Regions from separate parts of the Homo sapiens genome. Here regions 2, 3 and 4 are each linked to region 1. The links are chromatin contacts, found by Hi-C or POLR2A ChIA-PET in ENCODE. All regions are on one chromosome and are shown on one strand. The core of a region is the stretch at or near the end of the contact, and the rest is flanking DNA. Distances in the headings are between cores, read along the strand shown. Region 1 holds the start of FSIP1 (fibrous sheath interacting protein 1). Region 2 holds the start of AQR (aquarius intron-binding spliceosomal factor). Region 3 holds the start of GOLM2 (golgi membrane protein 2). Region 4 holds the start of CTDSPL2 (CTD small phosphatase like 2).

The links. A loop is a pair of places that touch in the nucleus more often than their neighbours do. ChIA-PET counts read pairs that join two places held with the same protein, here RNA polymerase II (POLR2A). Pooled maps may share reads with other maps.
Region 2: a pooled map shows a loop between it and region 1 (10-fold over the local background). The contact joins the promoter of AQR here to the promoter of FSIP1 in region 1. A Hi-C loop is called at or near these places in 6 of 50 pooled maps.
Region 3: a map of CD8-positive, alpha-beta T cell shows a loop between it and region 1 (17-fold over the local background). The contact joins the promoter of GOLM2 here to the promoter of FSIP1 in region 1. A Hi-C loop is called at or near these places in 1 of 168 maps with a recorded cell type or tissue (CD8-positive, alpha-beta T cell) and 7 of 50 pooled maps. POLR2A ChIA-PET finds 5 or more read pairs at or near these places in 1 of 52 experiments (HEK293).
Region 4: a loop to region 1 is called in a map of gastrocnemius medialis, with 11 times the contacts of the local background. The contact joins the promoter of CTDSPL2 here to the promoter of FSIP1 in region 1. A Hi-C loop is called at or near these places in 2 of 168 maps with a recorded cell type or tissue (ascending aorta and gastrocnemius medialis) and 7 of 50 pooled maps.

The regions. Positions count from the first base shown.
Region 1 is chr15:39,780,340-39,784,627 of GRCh38, reverse strand. FSIP1 (fibrous sheath interacting protein 1) reads left to right here and starts at 1,787. Exons shown (of 12, transcript NM_152597.5): 1 at 1,787-2,000. LOC105370941 (a long non-coding RNA gene) reads right to left here and starts at 1,722. Exons shown (of 1, transcript NR_135665.1): 1 at 1-1,722. RefSeq lists an enhancer at 1,548-1,677 and a silencer at 1,978-2,157.
Region 2 is chr15:34,967,874-34,972,206 of GRCh38, reverse strand. It overlaps AQR (aquarius intron-binding spliceosomal factor), which reads left to right and starts at 2,465. Exons shown (of 35, transcript NM_014691.3): 1 at 2,465-2,668. The coding sequence starts at 2,594. RefSeq lists enhancers at 2,362-2,471, 2,522-2,671, 3,840-4,333.
Region 3 is chr15:44,287,098-44,291,437 of GRCh38, reverse strand. It overlaps GOLM2 (golgi membrane protein 2), which reads right to left and starts at 2,719. Exons shown (of 10, transcript NM_138423.4): 1 at 2,082-2,719. The coding sequence starts at 2,408. RefSeq lists a silencer at 2,443-2,802 and enhancers at 2,613-2,907, 3,303-3,372, 2,754-3,660.
Region 4 is chr15:44,425,510-44,430,029 of GRCh38, reverse strand. It overlaps CTDSPL2 (CTD small phosphatase like 2), which reads right to left and starts at 2,401. Exons shown (of 13, transcript NM_016396.3): 1 at 2,258-2,401. It overlaps LOC124903479 (a long non-coding RNA gene), which reads right to left. Exons shown (of 3, transcript XR_007064605.1): 2 at 4,057-4,263; 3 at 3,713-3,736. RefSeq lists enhancers at 1,677-2,283, 2,348-2,727, 2,284-2,891, 3,008-3,237, 2,892-3,499.

The sequences.
Region 1 (4,288 bases), core at 538-3,037:
TGAGAACTATTAAATTTAGAAGTGTTTACAAGAAGTGGGGTTTATAGCAAATATTCAAATGCTGGAAAACACAGAGAACATTATTGAGGAGTATTCAAATAATAGATCTCCTAGCAGGGTTAACTGTACTACCCAGAATCATGGGTTGGAAACTGTCAATTTAAGGATTTACTTTGAATCCAAAACCCGTTACTTTTTTGAACACTGCTCATAGAATTTGTATAAAGTATACAATGAGTATCAACCTATTTATATTTTATTTGCAAGAATGACTCACTGCCAGCGGCACACAGGGCCAGGAACATAGGCTTTCATGGCACCAACTACAAACAAGACTGACTGATGAGATTGTGGCCATGTCTCTCCCAAGTGCTCCTGACCTGGTTCCTGAAAATGTTCACCTCAACCTCGAACTCAGCATTTCCTGTGCTGGTTTTCAACTTGACATTGGTGAATTTCTTCAGTAACATCTCTAGGTCGGCTGCTAAGTTTTAATTCTCATAGGAGGATTAGGATACTTTCTCCCATTTTCTTCAGTTTGCAACTTTTTTTCTTTTGAGATTTGGAAAGCCACATAAATTCCCTGAGAAATGCTGGGAAGAAATCCCTGCACAGAAACACTAACAATGAGGACAGTGAGGCTGGAACCAGGTTTACCAGGGGAAAGCAGTAGGTAGGAGTGGAGGTCAGAGAGCCAACAGAAAGCCTTATCATTTAGAGATGATGTCAGTATGAACCTGAATGGAAGCACTGAAGTTGTGACGAATGTTTGGATTCTGAATATATTTTGAATGTTGAGCTGATAGGACAAATAGATTGTAGAGTGAGAGAGGAAGAAGAATTGAGGATGACTCCAAGGTTTTTGGTCTAGGCATGGCAGGCTGAAATTACCATTTGCTGAGATGGATAGAAAGTGGGTGGGGGACTCTGGAGAAGTTGTTTTTTCCCGTGTTAAGTTTGAGATGCTTACACATCTAAGTGGATATGCCAAATAGGCAGTTAGGTAAAGGAGTCTGGAGTTCAGGGAAGTCTGGGCTGGTGATAAGATGCAGGATTCAGGAGCATAGGGATGGCATTTATAGCCAGGTTTTTATACCCAGCACTCGCCTAGACTGCAGCTGTGTTCTTTCGGCAACTCAGCCTACGACTATTTGCTTCGCTGAAAAAAAACCACATCGTACCTAGTTAAAACAATGAGGACAAAGGGGCCATGAATGTGAAAATGCCCTGTAAACGGTAATGTGCTGTTCAGACTGGAAAGCAGGAGAAATGATGGCAATGGAGGTGAGGAAAATCAGTTTGTGGACGTAGGGAAATAATTTTCGTGCACTGAGAATTAGAGAAACTACGAAATGAAAGAAGGTGCAAAAAGCAATTATAACTCTTTTTGGACTGTAGCCGAATCTGTGCAAAACTCATATTTTTAAAATTTCCATAGCACCCCAAATTTACTAGAGCTTCACATACATGGTCTTTTTGAGCTGCACAAGTCTTGTAAGAAGGGAATTATTATTGTTCCCATTTTACGGAGGAGGAAACTGTGCTCGGAGAGGATAACTGACCTGTAAGGCATCACAGCAATATGAGGGACAGAGATACACAAGCATCCAGACGTCCGCGTTCCGAATCCAACCTAAAGACGAAAAATCGCTCCCAACCCCCACCGTCGGCAGCGAAGACGGAAGGACACACGCCGGCCGTCCCAGCTCGCAGGGCTCCAACAGCCGCCGGCCCCGGTCCCATTTCCGGATGGTACAGCCCTTTCCGCTATCGCGAGACCGGAAGCATCGCGCATCTGGTTGCCAGGGAAACAGCGGTCCCACAGGCAGGAGGGATCTGGACCGGCGGCTTCTTCCACTACCAGAGAGGCTGAGGTGGCGGGAGAGACCCCTCTCCTCTGGGGGTAAGTGGCTGGCGCGGCGAGTGTCTGCGGCGCGCTTCTGCGGCCATCTGCGCCCTGACTGACGGCGGCCAGTTCCTCGAGGAGGCCCGGCGGGAAGGTGAGGGGCCGCGCAGATGAGGGCGGAGCTCGGTCGCGGGGCGGTGCGCCGAGGAGTGGGCGGGGCGGAGCTGCGTCGGGCCGCTTGGCATGTAGATGGACTGTCAGGGAGAGCGGACAGGGCCAATGAGAGGGCGGGGGCGGGCTCATTGGGGGCGGGGCCCCAGCGGCTTCTGCCTCCGCGGAGGCTATTTCTCCAGGAATCACCTAACATTAGGACCTGTAACCAAGGCTTCTACTTTCCCGAGATTTGGATCTTCCCACCAAGATCTAGAACTGATCACCAGCCATTTAAACTAGACCGTAAACGGCAAAGGATGCAAATAGGCATTTCACAGGAAAAATAAAAAGATGCAAACAGCAAACAATTGATTAGAGACTCAACTTTTCTCGTGAAGAAATGTAAACCAAATTCACAGATACCTTTTACACCTATGAGACTGGAGAAGATGAAACAGCTTTGACATAACCAGATGGGCCCCAGCCCAGTGTAGGGGAAGTAGTGTAATTTGGTGCAGCCTTTTTGGAGTACAATTTGGCGAACTACCAAAATTTGAAACATAAGTGTTCTTTGACTCAGCAATTCTAATATATTTTATGGATGTATGAGCATAACTAAAGAAAGATTGGCACAAATATATTAACTTAAAATTGAGGTATAACTTACTTATGGTAAGCCTCACCCATTTAATCTACAGTTCTGTGAGTTTTGACAAATGTATACAGTTATGTAATTACCAACCACCACAATCAGCATACGGAAGTTTCATCATGAACCCCAAATTCCCTAGTGCTCTTTGTATTTAATCCCTCCCCTAACGCCATCCCTGGCAACAACTTCCTAGTTTTTTGTTCCTGTAATTTTGCCTATTCCAGAATGTCATATTGATGGAAGCAAACACCCTGTGGCCTTTTGAATCAGGCTTCTTTCAGCTTAGCATCATGCAGTTGCTATTCATTCATGTTCTGTGTATCAGTTGTTCCTTTATGTTGCTGAGTAATAGTCCATTGTATGGATCTACGGTAGTATATTTATCCATTTCCTACTTGAGGCATATTTGGATGAGTTCTTTCCAGTTGTTGGCTATTATTGATGAAGCTGGTATAAATATTCATGTACAGGTTTTTTTTTGTGTGTGTGAATATGTTTTCATTTCTTGGGTAAATATGAATGAGATTGTGGAGTCATATGGTAAATATATGTTTAACTTTATAAGAAACTGCTAAGCAGTTTTGAAAAGTGATGATTTTGCATTGTCATTGGCAATATGAGTGTTACAGTTGCTCTCCAACTTTGTCAGCACTTGGTATTGTCAGTTTTCTAAAAAATTAATTTTTGTCATTTGAATAGGTGTGTAGTGGTATCTCATTGTGATTTTTATTTTATTTTTTTGAGGGGTAATGATGTTGAACATCTTTTCATGTGCTCTTTTGCCATCCGTACATCATCTGGGGTGATGTGTGTGTCCAAATCCTTTGTTTTCTTGTTATTGAGTCTTGATACTTGTTTATATATTCTGGATATGAGTCCTTTGTCAGATATGTGTTTTGCAAATATTTGCTCCTAGTCTTTGGGTTTTGTTTTCCTTGTCTTAACATCTTTTGAAGACTACAAGTTTTAAATTTTGATGCCTTCCAATTTATCCATATTTTCTTTTATGAATCATGCCTTTGATGTTGTATCTAAGAAATTTTTGCCTAACCCACAGTCACATGTATTTTTTAGAAATTTTATAGTTTTGGCCAGGCACGGTGGCTCACCCCTGTAATCCCAGCACTTTGACAGGCTGAGGCAGGCAGATCACTTGAGGTCAGGGGTTCGAGACCAGCCTGGCCAACATAGTGAAACCTGTCTTTACTACAAATACAATAACAATAACAACGACAAAAAGAAAATTTTATAGTGTGAAGTTTTACTTTAGGTCTGTGATACATTTTGAGCAAGTTTTAGAATTGCTTTTAATAGCAAATATTCTATATACCACCTAAGTGAACTGATGAAAAAAGTGCTGCATCTATGGGATATTATGCTGTTGTTTGAAAGCATGACGTATATCTATAAATGGTGATATAGAAAAATAGATAAAATAAATTTTTTTTTCTTTTTTTGACACGGAGTCTCGCTCTGTTGCCCAGGCCGGAGTGGTGCAATCTCGGCTCACTGCAAGCTCCGCCTCCCGGGTTCAGGCCATTCTCCTGCCTTAGCCTCCCGAGTAGCTGGGACTACAGGCGCCCATCACCACTCCCGGCTAATTTTTTTGTATTTTTAGTAGAGACGGGGTTTCACCG
Region 2 (4,333 bases), core at 1,216-3,715, 4.8 Mb after region 1:
TCCCAGCACTTTGGGAGGCCGAGGCAGGTGGATCACTTGAGGTCAGGAGTTCGAGACCAGCCTGGCCAACATTGCGAAACCCCGTCTCTACTAAAAATACAAAAATTAGCTGGGTGTGGTGGCGTGTGCCTGTAATCCCAGCTACTCGGGTGGCTGAGACAGGAGAATTGCTTGAACTCGGGAGGTGGAGGTTGCAGTGTGCTGGGATCGGGCCACTGCACTCCAACCTGGGCGACAGAGTGAGACTCCATCTCAAAATGAATATATAAATAAATAAATAAAGACTAAAATTAAAAGATTGTCCATATTCACATAGAGGGGAACAATGCACACTGGGGCCTTCCAGAGGGTTGGGTGGGTGGAGGGAGAGGATCAGAAAAAATAACTAATGTATACTGGGCTTAATACCTGAGTGATGAAATAATTTGTACAATGAACCCCTATGACACACCTTTACCTATGTAACAAACCTGCCCATCCTGCACATGTGCCCTTGAACTTAAAAATTTAAAAAAAATTGTCCATATTAAGTGTTGACGAGGTGGAGAACAAACTAGAATTATATGCTCCTGATGTGAATGTAAAATAGTACTACTTTAGAAAGATGGCAGTTTCTAAAAACTTAAACATATACTTGCCGGGTGCAGTGGCTTATGCCTGTAATCCCAGCACTTTGGGAGGTCAAAGTGGGCAGATCACGAGCTTAGGAGTTCAAGACCAGCCTGACCAACATGGTGAAACCCCGTCTCTACTAAAAATACAAAAACTAGTCAGGTGTGATGGCGCGTTGCCTGTAATCCCAGCTACTCAGGAGCCTGAGGCAGGAGAATCTCTTGATCCCAGGAGGCAGAGGTTGCAGTGATCCGAGATCACGCCATTGCACTCCAGCCCGGGCGACAGAGCAAGACTCCATCTCAAACAAACAACAAACAAACAAACACACCTATCGTATAACCCAAATATTTCACTCCTAAGTATTTAAGAGCAAAGGAAGTATATGTCCACATGAAGACTTATACACAAATGCTCATAGTGGCTTTATTTGTAATAACTGAGAACTTGGAACAACTCAAATGTCTATCAGCAGATGAATAGTTTATCAAACTGTGGTATATCAGTAAAATGGAACGAATGTTAAGCAATAAAAAAGGAATGAACTACTGATACATGCAACAACATGAATCCATCTCAAAATCATTTCGTTGAGTGAAAGAAGGCATGCACTGTATTATTTCATTTATATAAAATTCCATGAAAAGCAAACTATAGTGACAGAAAGCAGATCAGTGGTTGCCTGAAAAGTGGGTGGGAACAGTGAAAGGCACAGATAGCAAAAGTTCACGAGGAAACTTTTAGAGGCTTTGATATGCTCATTATGATTTTGGCAATAGTTTCACAAATGTATGTTCATGTCAAAACGCATCAAATTTTACAACCTAAATATGTGTGGGTTATTGTATGTGAATTATTTTTATTATTATTTTATTTTTATTTTTTGAGGCTAGTCTCGCTCTGTCACCAAGCTGGAGTGCAATGGCGCAATCTCGGCTCACTGCAACCTCCGCCTCCCAGCTTCAAGTGATTATTCTCCTGAATCCGAGTAGCTGGAACTACAGGCGCGCGCCACCACGCCCGGCTAAATTTTGTTTTTTAGTAGAGATGGGTTTTCACCATGTTAGCCAGGCTGGTCTCAAACTCCTGACCTCAGGCAATCGGCCAGCTTCAGCCTCCCAAAACGCTGGGATTACAGGCGTGACTACCGCGCCTGGCTGGGTTATTGTATGTCAATTTTTACCTCCATAAAACTGTTAAGGCCTGTAATCCCTGCACTTTGGGACCCTGAGGCAGGCGGATTACCTAAAGTTGGTGAGTTCGAGACCAGCCTGACCAATACGGAGAAACCCTGTGTCTACTAAAAATACAAAAATTAGCTGTGCATGGTGGCGCATGCCTGTAATCCCAACAACACGGGAGGCTGAGGCAGGAGAATCGCTTGAACCCGGGAGGCAGAGGTTGCTGTGAGCCGAGATTGCACCATTGCATTGCAGCCTGGGCAACAAGAGCGAAACTCCGTCTCAAAAAAAACAAAACTAAACTAAAACACTGTTAAGGGCAGTTAAAACCCAGCCCATATTCCCAGGCTGTTTTTTTTGTTTTGTTTTGTTTTTTCTTTAGGGTTGAAAAAAAACTAAATCCCCATTCACCGCACACGGCACTCTTCACTAACCACGAGAAACCCCACCCAACACCATCCACCGGGTCCCTCCCTTGCCCTCCTAATCCCGCCAGCGAGGTGTCTTCTCTCTGCCGCCCGCTAGAGGGCGTGTACAGAGGAGGTCAAAGCTCTTGGCTCGCTAGCTCAGCCCCAACGCCTGCATGAACTTCCGGCTACACGCCATTCCGCTTCCCGAGGAACGCTTGGGCTGTTGTACGGGTTCCCTACGGGACTCTGAAGGCTGAGGATATCCGGCCCGGAGCGTTTGTGCGGCGCGGAGTTAAGCGCCCCGGCAGTAACTTAAGGGAAGTGGACCAGGGTTGCCGCTGCCCAGAGCGGTCCTTTAGTTTCCACTGGAGTGGAGGGAAGAGTGCTGCCATGGCAGCCCCTGCGCAGCCCAAGAAGATCGTGGCCCCTACGGTGTCCCAAATCAATGCGGAGTTCGTGACCCAGGTGAGCTCGGGCGAGTCTGGTGTGTGTGAGTGGGTATGGACGTCGTGGCCCCGAGGCCTGGTGGTGGGGTTTTTTTTCAGGATTTAGGAGTCCGGAGGAGGCATTCGTTTGTTAATTGATTCACACACGTCTTTTTACTGAGTATCAGCTCCGTGCCGGCCACTATGCTAGGTGCTGGGCATACCGTGGTGAAAGAAGCTGCCCTGCCCTGGGGAGTTCATGGCCCAAGGAAGACAGACGCATGAAAATAAAACTACTGTATGAGTTTTGCTGTGTTGGAGTTTGTCTCAGGAGCAATGGATTCAGAGAGGAGGGAACACCCCAGTCTATCTGAGACTGGCAAGTAGGCTTCGCAGCAGAGTGATGCTGGACTGCCTCTTCAAGTAGGAGTAGGCTTTTTCCTGGTCCTTAGAGTGTCCTGAGTTTTTGAGCAGCGATGAGAAACTGACAAGACACCTCCAAATAGACCTATCTAAAAACAGAGTAATTCTGTAGTTTGAGAGCGTTCATTTAGAATCTGTTTACTATCTTGCATTGTGAGCCACAGTTGGCTTTGGATAGGGAACCACAGTCCTGTGGTTGTCAGCATCATTCCTCATTCTTATTATTTATTTGTGAATTGCATAAGAGTGTAAGTAGTTCAATGTAGAAGTTATCATGCCCACCTGCTTCTTTATTCTTTATTCCTTGTCTCAACAGATTTGCCAGGGCAGAAGCCTAGGGAGTGATTTTGAATCCTCCCTTTCCCTTAGTCCCTACATTTCTACATTCTAAATATCTTTTGAATCTATCTGGTGTTCTACATCTCTGTCACCCTAAGCTTGGTTGCCATTGTTTTCTGCCTGGACCAAGGTATCGTAATCTGTTATATTGTCCTTCCTCTTGCTCTGCTCTAGCCCATTCTTCATGTTGCTTTCCGAGTGATTTCATACAAGTGCAAATCTCATCATATCACTTGCCTTCTTAAAATTTCTGCCTTCCGGCCGGGCGCAGGGGCTCACGCCTGTAATCCCAGCACTTTGGGAGGCCGAGGCGGGCGGATCACGAGGTCAGGAGATCGAGACCATCCTGGCTAACACGGTGAAACCCCGTCTCTACTAAAAATAAAAAGAAAAAAAATTAGCCGGGCATGGTGGCAGGTGCCTTTGGTCCCAGCTACTCGGGAGGCTGAGGCAGGAGAATGGCGTGAACCCGGGAGGCGGAGCTTGCAGTGAGCCGAGATCGCGCCACTGCACTCCAGCCTGGGCAACAGTGCGAGACTCCGTCTCAAAAAAAAAAAAAAATCTCTTCCTTCCTTTCCTTCCTTTTCTTCTTTCAAGATAGGGTCTCACTATGTTGGCTGGGCTCCAGTGAGCCTTCCACCTCAGCCTCCCTTGTAGCTAGGACTACAGGGACTACACTAAGGCTGGCTGTCCTTAAAATCTTCAGCCGGGCGCGATGGCTCATGCCTGTAATCCCAGCACTTTGGGAGGCCGTGGCAGGTCGATCACCTGAGGTCGGGAGTTCGAGACCAGCCTGACCAACATGGAGAAACCCTGTCTCTACTAAAAATACAAAAGTAGGCAGGCTTGGTGGTGCATGCCTGTAATCCCAGCTACTCGGGAGGCTGAGGCAGGAGAATTGCTTGAACCCGGGAGGCGGAGGTTGCAATGAGCCAAGATCGCA
Region 3 (4,340 bases), core at 1,470-3,969, 4.5 Mb before region 1:
GACCATCAATAATTTGACTTTAGCAATGAAAGTGAAAAAACAAATGGGTTGGTTGGGAGAAAGGAATATACAGATTTTTTTTCCTTTACTGAGAACAGGGGACACCCACATACTGTTGAAGGTAAAAAGTGAAACAAACTGAAAGAGACAGTTCAGTAGAGCTGGGCAAGGTGGTGCACACCTGCAGTCCCAGCTACTCAGAGGCTGAAGCAGGAGGATCACTTGAGCTCAGGATTTCAATGCTATAGTGCATCATGCCTGTGTAACAGCTACTGCACTCCAGCCTGGGCAACACAATGAGACCCTGTCTCTTTAAAAAAAAAAAAAAAAAAAGAGGCTGGGCATGGTGGCTCACACCTGTAATCCCAGCACTTTGGGAGGCTGAGGCGGGCGGATCACCTGAGGTTGGTAGTTCAAGACCAGCCTGACCAACATTGAGAAACCCCTTCTCTACTAAAAATACAAAATTAGCCAGGCGTGGTGGTGCATGCCTGTAATCCCAGCTACTCAGGAGGCTGAAGCAGGAGAATTGCTTGAACCCCGGGGGGGCGGAGGTTGCAGTGAGCTGAGATCACGCCATTGCACTCCTGCCTGGGCAACAAAAACAAAACTCCGTCTCAAAAAACAACAACAACAACAACAACGACAACAACAAAAAGTCCAATGGATGAAAGAATGGAATCAAGAGTATTAATTACAACAAGAGACTTTCCTTTGAGACCAGAGAGAAGAATGTGAATTGTAATGCTCAACCATGCCAAGTAGGAAGACCTTACTTTAATACTCCAAACTTTCATGGATTTCTACCTACTCTGCCCGAGAGTTTTTCAGTCTTTAGAGTTAAGCATGCAGCGCACATATAAATGTACTGATTCCTTGACCCTATCATAGCATGTCTATGTTATGGTGAAGAGGAGGGGGTTATAGGGAAGCACTTAGCTGAGGGCCTTAATCTTCATGAAATAAGAAAGCCAGGTAGAGGCTGTCAACAGGAAAGTTAGAAGCTCACAGACAGTTTAATTCATAATGACTTACCCTTAAGTGATTTTGATATGCAAAGTAAAACTTGTAATTATAATGGGCATTTACACACAAAAATGTGAAGATTACCAAAGAAGTGTATAGAAAGGCATCTACTATCCTGCCCAGAAATTTTCATAACTCTACTATACCTACAGAAGTTGCTAAGTCATAAACTATTAATATAGTTACCAATGAGCTAATGAAAACAAGGATTATTTAGTAGCAAGTATGATTACAGTTCAATTTTAAACTTTTTATATTTAAAACTTTGTATAGTTTTCCATCTGCATAAAACACCAACCCTAATAGCAACTTAGCTATACAAAATTTCATTCTATTTTCTTTCAATGAAGACACTGACATGACATTCCACTGCTTAAAATTTATTTTCAGATTCTAATCTTTTGGCTGATTTCATTAACAATTCAAATTGAGTAGATAATGATGGATCAACTATGTCCAAGACACAAGTGTGTCTCACATATAGCTCGAGGGCCCATCTATCATAACATTTTGATCACAAAAAGGCAGTCATAGCTGATTATTTAGTTATTCAATACATCACCCTATAGAGATTTTAAAAGTCACACAGCTTAAAAAATATATGATGACTACCATAAGTAGAGGAGTCAGAGGCGGCTTCGTTCTTTAAATAACGAAATTAATATTGATCAGTGTGCACGGAATAAAAATGAGACAATAACCACACCAAACCTGGCAGTCGCCAGATTTGTGTGTCTTTGAAGGTAAGGGGGCCACACAGGCCAGATGATTACTACTGCCAACTCACCAGCTGAGCTTAGAGAATAGGCAGCATCTGCACACAGTCCACTCTTGAGAACCAGAATTTACAGTCATTTTTTTCTGGCAGGGACCAGAGAACGTGGCACTGATAAACTGGGAAAAGTCTGACAGAAACAGGGTTGTTGGGGGTGAAAGGAGCCTTCAGGACTGAAATACTGGAAGGCATAAGACAACAGCTAGCGGATTAACATCCCGCCCCAGACCCCGGGGAGAAAAGAAACCATGGGGTTTGAAGAGAAAAGGGTCGTCCTTACCTTGTCATCCTCGCATCTCTTCCCGAGGCCCTCTCTGGCCTGCAGCCGGCTGCTGAGGCGGCCGTAGTCGGCCTCCTTCTGGTCGATCTGTTTCTTGTGCGTGTCCACCAACAGCAAGAGGTCCGAATTGCGCTTTTCCAGCCGCCCGCGGGCCACTTCGGTGCGCTGGACCTGGCCCTGCAGCTCGGCCACCTCCTCCTGAAGCAGGACGTGGCGGGAGGAGATGCTCCAGTAGTTGAAGGCGAGGACGACGATCACCACCAGCAGCACCACCAGCACGAGAGAGGGCAGGCGGCCAGCCCGCCGGTTGGCCCCGAAACCCACCATGGGGCCAAATCGGGCTGTACCCTAGGGGCCTCGCCGCAGACACCTGCAGGCAGAAGCCCAGGCCTCGGCTGGAGTTGCCCGGCGGACACGGCCCCAGGGCCGGCCGAGGGAGGAGGCGGGCTTACCGGTCGGCTGCGAGCCGGAGAAGGGGGCGGGGCCGCAAGCCGCAGGTCCCTCCCCGCCCCCCTCCTCAAATCAGGCCAAAACGCGTTCCGGAGGCTTTGAACCCGACCCTGCACCTGCCCAAGGGAACCGGGAGAACCCAGCTGCCAGCGTCCCCCAAACCCAACACCTCACGGTTGGGAGGCGGGGAAAAAAACCGGAAAGGGGCGGATGTACCCTGGCCCCACCCACTAGCTGGGGCCGGGTCGTCTAGGGGACCATTTCCGAGTTTCCGTCGACACCCCTCTTGTCGCGAGAACGTTGCTTCCTCTCGTCTCTCTCTCTCTCTCTCTCTCTCTCTCTCTCTCTCTCTCTCTCTCTCTCTCTCTCTCGCTCTCTCGCTCTCTCGCTCTCTCGCTCTCTCGCTCTCTCTCGCTCGCTCTCTTTCTCTCTCTCTCTCTCTCTCTCTCTCTCTCTCTCTCTCTCTCTCTCGCTCTCTCTCTCTCTCGCTCGCTCGCTCTCTTTCTCTCTCCCCGCCCAGAGTTTTCTCTGTCGCGTAGGGTGTTGTGTTAATTTTGGCGGTCTCAGATGTCTCAGGTACCTGGGTCGGAGTCCTTTCTGTTGTTATCTACTGGATTCCCTTGATTCAAGGCCTAGGGAGTTCCTGCCCTACACTGGCCCTCGCGAAAATATTTGTCTTTGAGGACGTCTGGGGCTGCGACCGCGGAATAGAAAAAAATAGTAGGTGAGCTGCTGCCAAAAAGGAGCGACTAGAAAGGTTTTGTACTTGCTTCTGTAGAAGGGGAATTTCTCTTTTGTGCTAATGATGTGGAAAGAAAAAACAAAAAGACTGTAAAATAGCGATGCCCTAAACATAATGGAGAAAAGCGGGAGAAACCAAGCTTTAGGACTGAAAGGGGTGGTGCCAGTCTCGTTTCCTAGGTTACTGCTTTCACGAACCGAAAGAATTTCAGAATGTGGCGAGCTCCAATTTTTAAACGCACTGCTGCTTTTGCCTCAGCTGGGCTTCCAAACAGAAAGTCCAGAAGCTGCCCTCGATGAATCGTAACTAATGCACTGTTACTGCCAGCGAACACATTCCGGGTTAGAAATAATAGCTCTAACAAATTGTTTTGCGCGCCTAGTCTCATATTATCTTCTCAACAACGCAATTTTACAGATGAAGAATCCAAGACACATAGATGTTTGGGAACTTTCTCTTATCTGGTTTTAAATAGGCTTGAATCCAGATCATTGAACTCTAAACACCAGTGCTGTCTGCATATAGCAGATTGTTTATATGTTAAGTGTGAATTTCAGTAGTGCAAAAAAAAAAACAAAACCTGCCTCTTTTTTTTTTTTGCATAATTATTTTGTCCGTGCATAGAGAAATAAAAAGGTACTGGCTCTAACCTGTTTAAGGAGAGGATGGGGTTGCCTTATTTTTCAGACCTCAGGTTGAAGAACTTCCATGAGTATAAAACCTCAAGAAGGAAAAACCTTGGTATTTTTTATTCGAATCAGAGTGATATGATTTTGAGGCAGGAAGACTTGTCATCTTAATTATTCTGTGCTTCCTATCCTCAAAAATTATTTCCCTAAGTCCCGTAGTAGCGTAGAATTATTGCATCTTCAAAGAACAATGATTACTCTCTCAGATGCAGTACAGAAAACCACCACCAAAATTATTAATACTTGGTTCACATCAGAAGTGAGCTCTGGCTTCATAAGATCTAACAAATCCTCTCCACTCTCAGATGACAAGCCGACTTTGGCAAAAGGAAGCAAAGCAAAAATGAGAAATCATTAACTATAAAGAGCCTTTCCATC
Region 4 (4,520 bases), core at 1,152-3,651, 4.6 Mb before region 1:
TACCAGCTCAAGTTAAATGCACAAGAGACACTATGTAGAATGGAATCTTGTGAAACATACAAACCCTGACATTCCTATGCAATCCTATTTAGATTTTCTATATAGCTACAAGTCCACAAAGGTTAAGGACTACATCATTTATAGCTTTTACATTCTTTTTTTTTGAGACGGAGTCTCGCTCTGTCACCAGGCTGGAGTACAGTGGGGTGGTCTTCAGCTCACTGCAGCCTCCGCCTCCTGGGTTCAAGCGATTCTCCTGTCTCAGCCTCCCGAGTAGCTGGGACTACAGGTGTGCACCACCATGCCCGGCTAATTTTTGTATTTTTAGTAGAGATGGAGTTTCACTATGTTGGCCAGGCTGTTCTCGAACTCCTGATCTTGTGATCCGCCTGCCTTGGCCTCCCAAAGTGCTGGGATTACAGGCGTGAGCCACCCCACCCAGCCAGCTTATACGTTCTTTCAACTCTGAGAAAGCATTAAAAGAGTGCAAGTACTGAATGCACGTAGTACTAAACAATTTAGGAGAACTCTTGAAAACAAGGTCTACAATGCTCACTCAGCTAGCTGCAAACTAATTTTTATTAAAAACATTAACGCTATTAACTACCCAAAAAGGTCATTAAAATACAGACAAAACCTACACACTAGACCAATGATTTAAGATCCCTTTAAGTTGCATATTTGGCTCCATTTTTTAAATAAACTGACTCGGCAAGTAGTTAACGTGCCTGTACCTCCACTATTCTATTCGCCTTAGGAAAGTATGAAGCTCAACTTAATCCTAAAAAACTCCTTCACATAAGAGCTACCTTTTGCCTTGACTTTCTTTATGACCTTGGGCAAAGTCTACCAAATGAGGATTATAATAATGTTTGTGTGTTCCTGTTTATTATTGAAAATTAACCATAACATCGTGCAAACAATAGTGAAATTCTCTAAACTGGACCTATCCAGAACTGAAAACCTGAGTTATAAATATCAACTGATATTCAATGTGAACAGTTTTTAAAATTTTAATTTGATTAGTGAAAACAAAAAAACCTACAAAGATCCCAAATTCAACATGATTAATAAATTCCGAAAACACCAACAGCCTCCTTATTACTTCTCTTTATGAACAATTGGTCTGCAATGTAATTTAAAAAAAAGGAAAGAAAAAGTAAAGAAATATAGTAAAACTAGCTTTAACACGCCATTTCCCTTTTCTAAGAATAAAAAATGGACCAGGAACGAAAATTTAAAACTGGGCGAAGAATGGGGAGACAAAGCAATCTACAATTTGAAAATTACACAGATAAATCCATCATTTCAAGTCACTAATTTGTATACCCACTGAAGAAATTCATCTTGGTACTGCGTTACCAGCATTAGGAAGATAAATCCCTGCCTCGGAGGAACATCTACTGAGTACGTTTCATTTCAGGATCTCAGGTAAGTTTACGAGCTCTTAGATCTCTTTAGGTTTCCCTAAGGTACGCTGAAGTGTTTAACATCATTCACACATCCAGCCACCACTAGGGTGAGAAGTAAATAAACAAGATTTACTTATGCAATTATTTACCACAGAACTCTGGTCAAGAATGCAAAAGTAAACACCCATACAGACATTTAAAATCCAAAGAAAGCAGAGAATATTAAGGATAATAAGGTTCACTCTTTAACTGACCACTGTGGAAACCAGACGCCTTCCACATGGACTGTTCTTTACTACCACTCCCGATTTGAAAAAGTAACAATGTCAACTCGAGATTTTAACAGTACAAAAGATAAACAGAACTTAGTCAAATCCCTTCTTCCAGATTCTGAAAAGGTGTTTATAAGAACTGAGATAAGAGCAACGCCCCCCTAAAAGCACCCTACTCCAAAGAATGAAATGCTGAAAACATGAGGTGGGCCAAAAAGGTTAAAAAAAGCTAAACTTCTAACTTAATTACCCAGAGGTTGGGGACTAGGAACTTGAGATCGGAGTGGGGGTGGGTAGCAAAGTGAAATCTAACCCCAGAAATCACAACGCAGGCCGCAACCTAAGAGGTGAAGCTGGCGGGAAGTGAGCTCCCTTTCTGTTCCCAGGGGAAAGTCCAGACAGGAGCGGCTCCGCACAGTGGACGTACGAGGCGCCAAAGAGTGCATGCCTACCAAGGCGCCAGAGCCGCTGGAGGACCAGGTTTAGAAGGGGAGGAGATCCCGGCAGACGGCCCTGGAAGAGGAGGAGGACTGAGATTGGAAGCAGCGGCGGCGTCTGGACGAAGGGGATTACCTAACTGTGACGACAGAGAAGTGTCCTCAGGCTCCGGCGATGGTCCCGACTGCGCAATGTGTGGTGTCTTTCCCGCTTACCCCGCAGCAGCAACAGAACCAGCTCCTTCAGCCAGTCGCCATTTCCCGCCTACCGACCTGCTGCACCGCACGGACAGGGACCCGGATGGAAAGCGGCCTCTCCGCGCAGGCGCCCTGACTTCCTCCTCCCCCTCCCGCCACAATTCCGCGAGGTGGGAGGGAAGGAATGCGGGCAGCCACAACGGCAACAACAACCAAAAAAACACTTTTACTTCCGTGAAGAGCGTTGAAGTTCCTTACGCCGGAAGAAACTCTCTAGTCTGAATCCTGGAGAAAAACTGAACACAAGGCCTTAGTACTGGGTCGATTAAGAAAGGACAAAACCTATCAGGATGAGCAAGGGCCTGGGGGATATTTGTACATTAGGGGCCTCCGTAGCCGGCTGTGTAGTGGTCGCAGGGGGAGTAGGGAGTAAAGCGTTAGGAGTGGAGAGGCGGGGACCCGAAGGACGGTTTTTCCTCCCGCTCCTAACGGAACTGCTTGGGCAGAGCTGGGAGGGGGAGCGCGCCCTTGCCCCGGAGGCGGGGCTTAGGAACGCGTAGTGCACCCTGGCGGCTAGGGTTTAGTAACTGTGGGCGCGCTGGGTAGGTGGAGCTGAGGGGATAAGGCGGGACTAACGGCTTGGCGCGCTGGAGGAGGTAGTTCGTAGGGAGAGCTGCCTGAGGCCGGGAGAAAGCGAATCTGGCGCCTTTCCTGGGATTTCGGTGGCCCTTGAAGGTTCCCTTTCCAGCTCATTGCCTAGAGGGCGTAGCAGTCGCTTTTGGATCATAAATATTCATGCCCTTCGACTCAACCCTATGTTGGCGGTGATTCTGCAGGTTGAAAACTCGGATCTTTCAGGCCAGTGGGCTCCCACCTGCGACCCTAGGTCAAAGGACGGTCAGCTCCACAGAGTGAAAATGTATCAGTCCAGAGAATCCAGTTCTAGTGGGGTATCGGAAAACCAAGCCTAGTGTTTGGAAGAACATTTTTCACTGAAACTCCAAGCCACTCTCCTTATTCAATCAAGAAATATTTATTGAAAAAATAACTAGGTGCGACGGGTAAAACAGTGAGCCAGGCAGACACGGATACTGCCTTCCCCAAAGGTAATGATTTTTTTTTTTTTTCGAGACGGAGTCTTCACTCTGTCGCCCAGGATGGAGTGCAGTGGCGCGATCTCGGCTCAAACCTCCACCTCCCGGGTTCAAGCGATTCTTCTGCCTCAGCCCCCCGAGAAGCTGGGATTACAGGCGCGCGCCACCACGACCGGCTAATTTTTGTATTTTTAGTAGAGACGGGGTTTCACCACGTTGGTCAGGCTGGTCTCGTACTCCTGACCTCGTGATCCGCCCGCTTCGGCCTCCCAAAGTGCTGGTATTACAGGCGTGAGCCACCGCGCCCGGCCAAAGATCATAATCTATTGAAGAAGACACCCAAGTAAACAGAATTTAAAAACTGATAAAGCGAATACAAGGATGGCATGATAGGCGTTGTAAAACACATGAGAGTGCCGGCGAGGGGGTCTGGGAAGGTTTCGTAAGATAACATCTGAGACAAAAAGGAGGAGTGTGTGTTGCAGGGGAAGAGTGTCTGGGTAAAGGAAACAACAGACGGAAAAGTCCAAAGATGAGACTGTGTTGAGCCATTGGAGAAGTAGTTCTGTGCGCTAAGAAAAGAGGATGGGAGGGCAGGGGGAAGATGGCAAGAGAGGCTGAGAAGTAAGCAGAAATAACATACCGTTGTGAATCTCATTATTTCGAAGTATGGAGCAGGTGGGTTGTCTTCTGAAAACCTTGTATACTACAGATTCTTCTGTCAGAGTTCATTTGCACCCTAAATCTTCCTAGTGCAAAAATGCTCTGAATGCGACATTTATTGGGAGCTGGTGGTATACACAGCACAGAACTATTAATAGTAACAGTCCACACACACAAAAATAGATTCCTGAAAAGTTCAATGGAATCCAACAAATAATTAGTTTATCCAGAGTGTATCATGGAAAGCAGTAAAATACCAACTAAACAGTTACCCCATTATTACTAAAGTTTATTTTATTTATTTATTTATTTTTAGAGACAGGGTCTCACTCCATTCCCCAGGCTGAAGTAATTAAAGCTCATTGCAACCTCAAAATCCATGGTTCAAGCCATCTTCCTGCCTTGGCCTCCCAAAGTGCTGGGATTACGGGCCTGAGCTACTGC